Regions from separate parts of the Homo sapiens genome. Here region 1 is linked to region 2. The links are chromatin contacts, found by Hi-C or POLR2A ChIA-PET in ENCODE. All regions are on one chromosome and are shown on one strand. The core of a region is the stretch at or near the end of the contact, and the rest is flanking DNA. Distances in the headings are between cores, read along the strand shown. Region 1 overlaps FER (FER tyrosine kinase). Region 2 holds the start of LINC01023 (long intergenic non-protein coding RNA 1023).

Region 1 (6,435 bases), core at 219-2,718, 60 kb after region 2:
GTTTTTTCTTAAACCCTATTTTTTTTCACTATTGTCAGTAGGAGCTTTTGAAGTACTGCTTGATGATGAGATTTTTGCAGTTTTTACATCTTCCTCTAACTTTTGACATTGCTAATGATGGTGGTGGCAGCCTATCTGGAGCAGCTGCTGTGGAGACGCCAGCTGTGGCTGGGGAGGTGTGGCCAGGGCTGCACCCATCGGGGCTGTGCACTCTGCAGAGCCAGCAGGGGCTGGGAACAGGCGGGAGCTTTGTGCTCCTGGGTGCAGCTGCAGCTGCCCAGCTGCAGCTTGGGGCCCAGGAAGCCCCCTGCCCCTGTAGGCTTGAAAGTGCCTGCTCTCACCCCCTGGCCTCTCCCTGCTTCTGGCGCCTGCTCCAGGGTGGAGCAAAGCTGTGGCCAAGTCCAGGCACTGTTGCAACCCGGCCAGGTATGTGCATGCTCAGAGTGGTGCTGATATGCCAGCCCCTTGCCACCATCGTCCCCTCTGGACTTTGGGTATCGACAAGCGTAGGAGGGGGGCCGCAGGGGCTGAGGGCAGCTTGGCACCAGCCTGCAGGCGCCTCTTGGGACAGTCAGTTTGGGTGCCGTGGATGGCATGTTAAAGGCAGACAGGTTCCTAGGCAGAAAGGGGTGGGTCCCTGGTGAAACTTTACCTCAGGCCAGCGATGGCCTGAAGCCTGGGGGCTGGGCTGCCAGTTCTAGGTGAAGTCCGTGGCCCAGAGTGAGAACTTCATTGATGACTGTTTGGCAAATTTGATGGGGCTTTTTCTAGGCCCACCATGGCTGCCCATGGATGAATCAGTATGCAGTTCCCTGATTCTGAGCACATAAAAATCCCAGGCTCAGCCAGACACACATTAATCCAGATGACCTGCTTGCAGAAAGGAGCTACCCACTATGGGTCTCCTCCGCTGAGAGCTGGATGCTTGTTGGGACAACCTGCCTGTGGAAAGGAGCTGCCCACTACAGGTCTCCTCCCTTCTGAGTTGGGCACACATTGGGACAACCTGCCTGCAGAAAGGACCTACCCACTTTGAGTCTCCTGAGAGCCATTCTGTCGCTCAGTGAAGCTCCTCTCTGCCTTGCTCATCCTCCAGTTGTCTGCATACCTCATTCTTTCTGGATGTGGGACAAGTGCTTGGGACCTACTGAATGGTGGGACTAAAAAGAGCTGTAACACGAGCACAGTAGAAACATGCCCTCCAGTCACTACGCTGCGTGCAACGAGAAAGAGAGAAGATCTGTGGCCCTTCTGGGATTCCAGAGCTTGGGGCTACCTGAGCCAGGACTGTGACATGCTGTAACACCCTTTTTGGGACTCTGTGGTTCCTGGTATCTCTGAGCTTTCTGGTGCCATCGTTTTCCCCCTGTCCAGATGCTACTGAAGCTACGTGTTGTATGTCTGGTCCAACTGCAGCCTTGCACAGAGCCAGCGCCTGTGCTGGTGCCTGCCTGGAGCTGCCTGTCCTGCAGCAGCTGGTGTGCCTGGCTGTACACAGTGGACAGATCCCGCGCTTGCTCACTCACACACCCCTTGCTGCTCCACTCCTGGCTCACCCTTGGCATGTGTGGGATCCAGGCCAGTAGTGTGAGCTGAGTGCAGCCTGCCAGGCTGAGTGGATGGAATGAGTTCAGCGGGCACAAGTGAAACCCAAGCAGAGGCACCACTGGCTACAGAGGTTTCTGGCTGGCAAAGCAACACCCTAATGATCCTGCGACACTAATATCTTTTTTTTTTTTTCCCTCCTGATGCCTGTGACTCTGCCAGACCCCTGTTATCTTTTTGCTTACTTAATTTCTATCCTTTGGTTGGTTTCTCCTCCTTTCAGTCTTGGACTGCCAGGTTCTCATGGGTTTTATCCTTGACTCTCTGCTTTTCTGTCAACATTCAGTCTGTTGGTTTCATCTGTCACCTTTAAGTAATTGACTCTTGAATTTGGATTTTTAACCTTAATATTTTACCTAAAGGTAAAACTTGCAGCTGAAACGATTATAGTTTACTCAAAGTAGTTCCATATTCTTGTTCTTTCATTTCTATTGATACTGTCATGATTATTGATTTCTAAAGCCTTAAAAATTTTATTGAATTGTCTCTCTTTTGTTCACTAAATCCATTCACTAGGTCAAGAATCTTTCATTTTAATTCGCATTGACATTGTCAATTCTAGATCTTCATTTCTCAAGCTATGTTGGTATAATGGCTTCTTATGTCTTATTAGCTCCCAAATCAAAATCTATCTTTGTGTCTCTTTGTCCTTCTGTTTATTGAACGATAACATACACACAGAAAAGTGTACAAATCATAAGTGTTCAGCTTGATGAATTTTCACAAACTGACCATACTTGTGCAGCTAGTACCAACAAATTAATCTTTTTAAACTATTGTATTCATGATCTTGGTTTTCAAAAATTGTAACCTTGTGTTAACAAAAATTAATTTAAGGAGTTTGGGCTTTATTGGTTTCTTGAGCAGAGGACTAGCAGAAGATAAATTGGCATGCCATCTCCCACTACTTGTCACATAGAGTTTAATTTTGGAGATGTTTGCTATTTTAACTGTATCTCATACTCACTTTTTTTTTTTTGCCTTATACATCTCTATTTCCTGAAATACATTTCCCATTTGACTTTCTATATTCTAAATCATGATCATTATTTCAGTCCTAATTCATATCTTGCCATTTCTAAGAAATTTTCTGGGTTATTCCAGCTTTAATTAACTTGCAGTAATATTTGCAATAACAACAACAAAAACCCAGGAGATATCTGAAATATCTACCAACAGGAATTTTCTTTTTCTTCTTCTTCTTTTTTTTTTTTAAAAGACAGTGTCTCATTCTGTTGCCCTGGCTGGAGTGCAGTCTTGGCTCACTGCAACCTCCGCTTCCCAGGTTCAAGTGATTCTTGTGTCTCAGACTCCCAAGTAGCTAGGACTACAGGTGCACGCCACCATACCCAGCCAATTTTTGTATTTTTAGTAGAGATGGGGTTTTGCCATGTTGGACAGGCTGGTCTCGAACTCCTGACCTCAAGTGATCCACCTGCCTCAGCCTCCCAAAATGCTGGGATTACAGGTGTGAGCCACCACACCTGGCCCACCAGCAGGAATTTTTGATGAGAGAAAGGTAAACATTGTTATTACAATGCATTTAGAAACAGAAGTGATATTTTTCCAAGTTACAGAATAAAATGAACCACAATATCAGATACAGTTTTTTTTAAAAAATGTAAAATATTCGTTGGGTGCAATGGCTTGTGCCTGTAGTTTCAGCTACTTGGAAGGCCGAGGTGGGAGCATTGCTTGAGGCCAAGAGTTTGAGGTGGCAATGTGCTATTATTGTGCCTGTGAATAGCCACTGCACTCCAGCCTGGACAACATAGGGAGATCCCATCTTAAAAAACTGTATGTATACATATATGCATACACACCACACACACACACACACACACACACACACACACACACACTCTTACATACATATACATATGTGATTTTTTTTCTCTATTTGGAAAACTCTAATTTTTACCATGTCTTCAAATAAGATTATTGAAGTTAGAGAGCTAAAGCTCTTGCTTTTCTGTGTAGCTTAGAGGATATCAGCTGAATTAACAAGAAATTCACCTCTGGTATGGATGAACTAGAATGAAAGATAAAAGGTGTTTTTCTTCATTTCTTCTAACTGGCTCTGAAAGATTTTACTGCCTGAAATTCTAGGAAACTGGGGTACCAAATAAATTCTACCATCATTTTCAGGATTTATAATAAACAGGGTATTTTGGGGAAGCTTATGCTAACTGATCTTTAGATAATTATAAGTTATGCTGTAGTAATTTTTTTAAACAGCTTTTTTGAACTATTATTTATAACCAAAGAATTCAGCCGTTGAAATTGTACAATTTGTTTTTAGTACATTCACAGTTATGCAGGCACTACTACAATCAATGTTAGAACATTTTCATCACCACAAAAGGAAATCCAGCACCCACTAACAGTCATTCCTAATTTCACCCCACATTTGCCAGCCCTGATCAACTAGTAATCTAGTTTATAGATTTGCCCATTTTGAGCATTTCTTATTAATGAAATCATACCCTGTGATCTTTTGTGTCTGGTTTCTTTGACCTAGTAAAACATTTTCAAGGTTCATCCATGTTGTAGCCTGTATCAATACTTCCTTTTCATTGCCAAATTATATTCCATTGTATGGATGTTGTCCCATTTTATTTATCTGTTCACCTGTTGATGGATATTTGGGTTGGTTCTACTTTGCAGCTATTGTGAATAATGTTGCTTCAAACATTCATATGCAAGTTTTTGTATAGACATATGTTTTCATTTTGGTCGGGTATATACCTGGGAGGTGAATTTCTGGATCATATGCTAACTCTATGTTTTACGTTTCCAGGAACTGCCAAACTCTTTTCCGCAGTGGTTGCACCATTTAATGTTTCAGCTAGCAAGGGATGAAGATTCCATTCTCTTCAGTGCTAAACTACATGTCTGTCTTTTTTGATTAGAGACATTCTAATGGTGTGAAATAGTTATCTCATTATAGTTCTGATTTGAATTTTCCTGATATATTGAGCATCTTTTCATGAGCCTATTGGACATTTGTACATTTTTCTTAGAGAACTGTCCATTCAAATCCTTTGTCCATTTTTTTGTTCGTTTTTCTTATTATTGAGTTGTAAAAATTCTTTATGTCCTCCATCCAGAAGTTCCTTATCATATATATATACACACACATATGTGTATATACATATATATGATATATATATATACATATATATATGATTTGTAAATATTTTCTCCCATTCTGTAGGTTGTCTTTTCACTTTCTTGATGGTGTCCTTTGAAGCATGGAAGTTTTAAATTTTGATGAAATCCAACTAATGTGTTTTTATTTTGTCATTTGTGCTTTTGTTGTTGTATCTAAGAAACCATTGCCTAAGCCAAGGTTACAAAGATTACTTGTATGTTTTATTCTGAGAATTTTATAGTTTTAGCTCTGATACTTAGGTATGTCATCCATTCACAGTTAATGTTTTGTGTGCGGTCCAAGGAAGGCATCCTGCTTCATTGTTTTGCATGTGGAAATCCAGTTGTCCCAGAACCAGTTGTTGAAAAGACTTTTCTTTTCCAATGGAATGGACTTGGCACCCATGTAGAAAATCACTTTACCATAAATGTAAAGATTTGCATTTGGCCCCTCTAGTCTATTCCATTGATTTCTATGTTTATCCAGATGCCATTACCATAGTGTGTTGATCACTGTAGCTTTTTAGTAGGTTTTGAAATCAGAAAGTGTGAATCTTCCAACTTCGTGCCTCTTTTCAAGTTATTTCATGTTATTTTGGCTCCCTTACTTTTCTGTATAGATTTTAGGATAGCTTGTCAAGTTCTATAAAAAAGCTAGCCGAGATATTAATATGGATTGTGTTAAATTTGTAGATCAAATTGGAGAATCTTTCTTAACAATATTAAATCTTTTGATCTGTGAACATGAATATTTCAATTTACTTAGTTCTTTTAAAATTACTTTCTTTTTTGAGACGGAGTTTTGCTCTTGTTGCCCAGGCTGGAGTGCAGTGGGCGTGATTTTGACTCACTGCAACCTCCACTTCCTGGTTAAGTGATTCACCTGCCTCAGCCTCCGAGTAGCTGGGATTACAGGCATGCGCCACCACGCACGGCTAATTTTGTATTTTTAGTAGAGACGGAGTTTCTCCAGGTTGATCAGGCTGGTCCCAAACTCCTGACCTCAGGTGATCCACCTGCCTCAGCCTCCCAAAGTGCTGGGATTACAGGTGTGAGCCACTGCACCTGGCCCTAAAATTACTTTCAACAGTGTCTTAAGCTTACAAGTTTTGCTTTTTTTTTTTGTAAAATTTATTCCTAAGTATTTTATTCTTTTTTGGTGCTTTTGTAATAGAATTGTTTTCTAATTTCATTTTTGGATTGTTCAATGATGGTATCTAGAAATATAATTTATTTTTCTATATTGTATAAATATAATTTATTTTGTATATTGACCTTGTACCCTGTACTATTACTTATTTTTTGTTTATATTTTAAATTTTGTGGATACATAGTAGGTATATATATTTATAGGGTACATGAAATATTTTGATACAGACATGCAGTGTGTAATAATCACATCAGGGTAAATGGGGTATCCATCACCTCAAGCATTTATCCTTTGTGTCACAAACAATTCAATTATACAGCTTTAGTTATTTGATAATGTACAATTAAATTATTATTGACTATAGTCACCCTGTTGTGCTATCAGGTACTAGGTCTTATTCTGTATATATTTTTTGTTCCCATTAACCATCCCAACTTTCCCCCTGCTTCCCACTACCCTTTATAACCTGTTGTAACCATCCTTCTACTCTTTGTCTCCAGGAGCTCAAGATTGTCTTTCTGTGTCTG
Region 2 (6,162 bases), core at 1,486-3,985:
ATGAATCAAGGAGTTATCACATATTGTTAAGCAAAAAAGTAGATTATAAAAGATTAAAATTAGTGTGATTCCCTTTTTGTAAAAAACCCCAAACAACTGTGCATATGTAATGTGTGTGTATGTATATGTATTCACAAAAATGTTAACAATTATTAGCTCAGAATGATGAAATCATGGATGAATTTTACTTACTTTTGCTTTATTTTGTTAATCTGTAATTTCTTATTTTTCCATAGTTAATTACATTACTTGAACAATAAGAAAAATACAGTTTGGTTTCTACCAAAGAAAGAACATTGACTGTGGCATCAGAAAGAGCAGGGTTTGAACACTAGTTGTATCTCTCACATTTTAATCTTCTGAGATAATTGTCTTGCTGGTAAATGCGGAAATAATACTTCACAGGCTTGCTCCTTTTCTCCTGTTTAGTTTAAATACAACTATATACATATATACACACACATATCACTGCAATAGAAAAAAAAACTGAATAAATTTATTTTACAAATATCTTTAATGTGTGAGAAAAGTATATTTATTTACAGGGTAAGAAGATTGATGATGATGTGTGAGGATTCTGAAGGGGATCGCTAGGCATTTTCAAAGACTGGATAAGTTAGCCTCCCACTTATCCCTATTTCACCTAAAAACTGATTTAACAATGATTTGTTTTTTTGCCAGGCATTGAGCTAAGTAAAAGAACAAATGAAGAAACAAATTTAAAAACTCAATCTCTATCCTCAAAGAAGTCTAATTAATAAGTGGAGAATGACACAAACAACAAGTCATAATGCAATGTATTAAATACTATCATAGACATATTCACAAAATATTATGGGAACAAAGAGGAGGAACTGAGTTTCTTACTAGTATCCTATAGCATAATACTATGCTCATGTTATTATAATTTGATCTCTTCTTTGGTTCTAAAATAGATTGGTGAAGCACCTTTCTAACCATAAACAGGAAAGAGGAGAAAAAAAGTAATGAATATGAATGTACAGAAGGTGCCTAAAGTAGAATCACAGTGCTGTGAGCAGTAACAAGCAGAAGAACTTAAAGGATAAGCTATGTACAAAATCTCCCTGAAGGCAGGAAGGCAGGTGGTGGAGTGAAGTTGAGTCAGCCTCCATCCTGTTACCATCAGATGGTTCTCAAATGCCTGGCTGGCATCTGGACTGGGAGAACAGCAGATGAAAGGACCCAGAGTGGGAGGAAAATGAATCAGTATGCGATCAGCAAATTGTACCTTGGATTGGGATAGGATTCTTATAATTTAAAAATGTGCCTATATTCAATAACTGCAACTATTTAGAGTAATGGTAGCCTACTGTATTATCAGGAAGTGGTTAAAGAGTAAACATGTTCTGGAGGCAGGGAGATACTTGGGATACAGAAATGAGCGTGCTGAGTAAGAACACAATTGCTTCAGAATGTGCAATTCAACGCTGAATACAGGGTTCCAAATGCAGTTAACATCAACTAAAGAATTTAGCGAAAGGGTGTAGCAGAGTGTAAGTTGGAATTAAATATGGGTCCTTGGTCTGATAGAGAACATTTCAAGCAAGTTCGTTGTTTATATCTGACTTAGAAGGCAATGAGAAACCATACAAGATACGATACTGCTTTCTTCACATTTTCAAAAATATCTATTTTGATCAAAAGGAGTTAGGAAGAACCTGCATGGTGGACTATAACAGATAATAATGGAAGGACTATTCGGACCAAAAATAGTTACCAGTTTCATTGTCCTACTATGTGGAGGGGACAGAGCTGAGAGAAGGGGAAGAGAATAAGGCATTGAGTGGCGTTCTACTACTGGTGTGTGCCAAATACCAATTTCAGCATAAGGACTCAACCCGGAAGGAGCCAGCTGGAGTCCTTATGCTATTCCCGAGGCCTGAAACACGAGTCTAGCTGGTTCGGCCTCATCTGTCAGGTCACAGCTGCAATATTACTTCCTCAGGGAAGCCCTTTCTTTCTTCCTCTTCTCCATCTCCACCCCCTTCCCAAAAGGGCCTCCCGCTATAAGCTCTCAAAGTTGTAATTACATGTGTCTTGTAGTTAACTATTTAGAGTCTGTCTCCACGTCCAGGCTCCAACCAACCTCTCATCCTCAAATGTCTTCACAAGGTCGGTGATCTTGGCAGTTTTACTGACCAAAGAGTGGGGGCTCATCTCCAGCACCTTGCAGTATTGACAGGAAAGTCACTGAGTAGCAAATGAATGCATGAATGAGCTCGTGTTGTTAATATTGCCAGGCCCACAGGAAGCACCCAACAAAGAGCAATGATTGGTGTTCGCGTTCATTATCTCATTTAATTCTTACAAAACCACGGCAAGGATTCAACCCCACAACTGCTGTCTAGAAAACCGAGGAAAGTGACGCAACCCGCGGGAGGTCTGACGGCCCGAGAGCCGCAGCGCCAGGCCCGGGAGCCAGCCCCGTCCACTTCCCCGGTGGATTCTTCTCCGTTCCCCGCCGGCCGCCCCAGGTGAAGCTCCTTTCCGCCGTCAGAAGGAGGCTCCCAGCGGGAAGCAGCATCGAGGGCGACCCAGGGCCAGCACGGGAAATGCCAGGGACCGCGTCAGCCGAGCCTGCTGGAACCCCGCTCCTCGCTGCAGACGCCGTTCCGCCTGAGGACAGTACTCGGGCATGGGGAGTCAGGTGCCCGCCACAGGAACGCAAGAGACCGCGCCGGACCAGCGAAAAAGCTCCATGCTCTCCTGGTTTTCCAACCCGACGCCGCGGCCTGCGGCCACTCTAGGACGCCGGAGGGTCCTCCTCTCAGTGGTTGGGGCTGGGCCGCCCTGCGCCGGGAGCCGCCCACCTTCGGGCTGGGCCGGGCCTGGCCAGAGTCTGGGCTAAGCGCAGGGCCTGCATGAATCTTCAGCCTGGGAGGTGGGGCAGGAGCACGGAGAAGTCTCGAAGAAGTGGAGGAAGCACGCACTGGCTGCCGCGGGAAAAGCTCAGCCAGCAACTGTATCAGCTTTACATTCGACCCTCCTTTGCTGCATGGCAAAAAGAAAATAAACTACCATTTCTTAGTTCGTGTTTTATTTTCAGCTATTTCTTGTTTCCTTGGTTTCGATTCTAATTATTGCTGTAGACGCCTTCAGGTGGTGGAAGCCAAGGCAAGGAACCCCTGACCGCAATTTCCTAACCTTTGGGCAGAGTGTGGGGTGTGGGGACTCCCCGCCTGCCTTTCCCCGCCCCCCCTTCATAGAGACCTAAAAACCTTTAAAAAGGATCTAACACTAGCTCTATTATCTACCCTGTAGCCTACTCAACTAATTAATTCAGACATTTATAATTACACACCAAAAAAAAAAGAGAGAGAGAAAAAAAGTTAAACCGTTGGAACTACAAACATTAAACATGAGCAGTTCTTAGGGCCAAAATCTCTGAATGTGACTGCGACAGATCGCACTTGAAACGCCTGTATGAGGTAAACGGAAATGGCCAGAGAAAATGAACTGACGGGTATGTGTATTTCCAAATGTACTACTATCAGCTAAAAAAGAAACTTCAATGATTAGGTTTATTGAGGTGACATGCAATAATTCTTAAATGTTCTGCAATTAGAAGTTTCTACGTCATGAAGGCAGTTTAGAAGATTACAGCAAAATGGTGAAGCATGACTTCTTCATATGCTTATTCTTCATTCAAAAGCCGTTTGCAGGTTCCCCAGCTTAAAAAGAAGCCTAATTTCACTTATTTTGAAGAGTACTCTGATAAATATGAATACCGAAATCAAATGTTGCTTTGTGTTTAGACAGTTATAGATAGAAAATTCTCGCATGGGCCAGCAAAGAGGTATGGGTAATTTAAGAAGAAAAAAAAAAAAGTTGATGCCCCTGGCTGGTGAAAAACCCCAAGGAATTCACTTTCAGCTGGAAATTTTAGAGCTATTTCGCAATACTTATTAACGAGCTTATTGTATTATTCATTTTAGAAATCTGATTTCGCAATCTTTTATTCGTAGTGGCTCCCTCTAATAACGTCCTCATTTTATCGCTATGTGCATAATGATGTTCTTTAGTATATCCAAGAGAGTTTTTGATGTTGGAATTTGCAATGACTCAAGTTTCACTCCAGCAGCTTGAAAGAGTGATAATGAGGTGCTCTCCTTTTTTTGTATCTATACTCCCCTTCCAGGCATATAATTTCATTTGAAAGTTGATATTGTTCTTCTAGATTTTCTATTCAGTAACGAAATGGAAAGCAATGATTGTTCCCCTAAGAACAACTAAGTTTTCTAAAAGCTATCATAAGGACTTTGTAGCAAACTCTGAAGGTATCATTTGGGAATTTTAACACAATATGCTTGAAAACCAGATAAAAGGGAAGGTTCTAAATTAAAATGTGTGGATGAAAATCTATAATCTGGCACTAAATCAGTAGTGATATAGTGGGTGGCAAATAGAATTGCAGGAAGAAAGTGAAGATCTGGTTGCCTGGAGCTTGTAAGATTCAACCCTAGTTCAACACAGCTCTGTACTTGGACCACAAAGACAGAAAGAAAAAGGGTGTCTGAAGCTGAGAAGCCCAAGAAGAATAAAATACTGAAAATAGTAATAACAGTAAGCAACACTTATACAGTGTTTATTAAATGCCAGCCACCTTGATAGACATTTTACATGCATTATGCCATTTAATCCTCACAACCACCTTGTGAACTTGGTGCTGTCATTGCCCTTGTTTTAAAACTAGATTACTAAGACTTAGTTAAGTAATTTCCTCAAGGTCATGTAGCTGGAAAGTTGTGGAGCAAGTTTTCAAACTTGGGTTTGTCTATCACGCAAGTTATTTTTTACTTTAAAAGATCTGATCTTCTCTACTGTTTTGTCATTTTGCATGGATGTTGGTCATCCTTATGTTCACAATCACTCTTCTCCTTCTGAATTAACAGACCTAGCTGGCAAGGCAGCATAGATAATGGTTAAGGAATGTGGCCATTGCATTCGATTACCTGGATTCAAATTACGATACCTACACTAAAAAGCTGTGAGACTGTGAATCATGGATTTGACCTCTATCTGCCTCATTTTTTACATCTGTAAATAAGGATAATACCAGTGCCAACCCCACAGGTTTTTTATAAGACTTAAATGAGATGGTGTGTGTAAAAGCAGTTGTTATATATCTGAGCATAAAATAAGTGCTCACTATATATTCGTTTTTATTAGGAACCAGTAGTGCATATGATACATTCTTTGACAAAAGCCTGTGAAGAAGCAGAAGCCCAGCTGGCATTTGTTTAGAAGGAAGTGAAACACTGGCCCATAGACCCCTTTGGACCTTTTGAGTCATTCCCCCAGAGTTGAGGAAGAAGAGATGAAGCAAAAGATTATTAGTGACTAAATGCAATCTATGAATCAGGAAAGTAATTTCTGTGTATTTCATACCATTGATGATGGACTAAGGACTAAAGAGATGTTTCTAAATGTGGGCATTGATTATCATTATTAAATAGGCAGCAAAAGCTCAGACTTACTCTGCAAGGAAAAGGATTTATAAAGAATGCCTTGGCTTCTTTATAATCAAAGCTTGCTTATAAGAGTTTTGGGTAGGTCTTTCTCACACAGATAATCTTCACAGTCATTATTGCTTCATCATGGTTTTGAAGCCTAGTACATGAACATCCAGAGTCAGAAAACAGATACATGTGGATGTGACTAGTCAGTTTATTTTAAAAAGAATTTACAAAAAGATTTCTTCAAATCTGTTATTTTTAACCTTTTTGGCATTTGGAGTCTACTAGGAATCAAAAGAGTGCTGTTGAAATAACAATAGCTAATGTTTATTAAACTCTTACCATTCTAAACCCTTTATACATATTAGCGTACTTATTTTCAAGACAAACCTTCAGAGTTGTTTTTATTATTATCCTTATTTTACAGATGAGGAAAGCTGAAGTATACAGGTTATGTGACCTGAGTAGGATTATCCAGGTAGCAAGTGACTGAGCTACGACTTAATCCAAGCAGGGTTGCTCTAGAGCCAGAACTTTGAGTCTTAACCACTTCCCCCAATAAACTGTGCCTTGTTACATGCATCTGTATCATATAGTTGTCCAATTTCCCATACAGTTTTGAGGCACATGGATTCCCTTAAATCCAACTGTAAACTCCATGATAAACTGCTACAAATAGTGAGTA

The links. Hi-C counts contacts between places; a loop is a spot of excess contacts on that map. ChIA-PET counts read pairs that join two places held with the same protein, here RNA polymerase II (POLR2A). Pooled maps may share reads with other maps.
Region 1: a loop to region 2 is called in a pooled map, with 2.3 times the contacts of the local background. The contact joins the enhancer-like site here to the promoter of LINC01023 in region 2. A Hi-C loop is called at or near these places in 1 of 168 maps with a recorded cell type or tissue (CD8-positive, alpha-beta T cell) and 2 of 50 pooled maps. POLR2A ChIA-PET finds 5 or more read pairs at or near these places in 7 of 52 experiments (GM12878, HEK293T, MCF 10A and 4 more).

The regions. Positions count from the first base shown.
Region 1 is chr5:108,786,808-108,793,242 of GRCh38, forward strand. All of the region lies in intron 2 of FER (FER tyrosine kinase), which reads left to right. Among named protein-coding and RNA genes, the nearest start is that of FER, 42 kb to the left of the region's middle. Within about 2 kb of position 1,469, at least 2 of the 41 ENCODE cell types and tissues checked have a DNase peak (open chromatin) inside an H3K27ac peak, as active enhancers do.
Region 2 is chr5:108,725,526-108,731,687 of GRCh38, forward strand. LINC01023 (long intergenic non-protein coding RNA 1023) reads right to left here and starts at 2,736. Exons shown (of 1, transcript NR_046368.1): 1 at 2,300-2,736. RefSeq lists enhancers at 1,979-2,560, 2,400-2,699.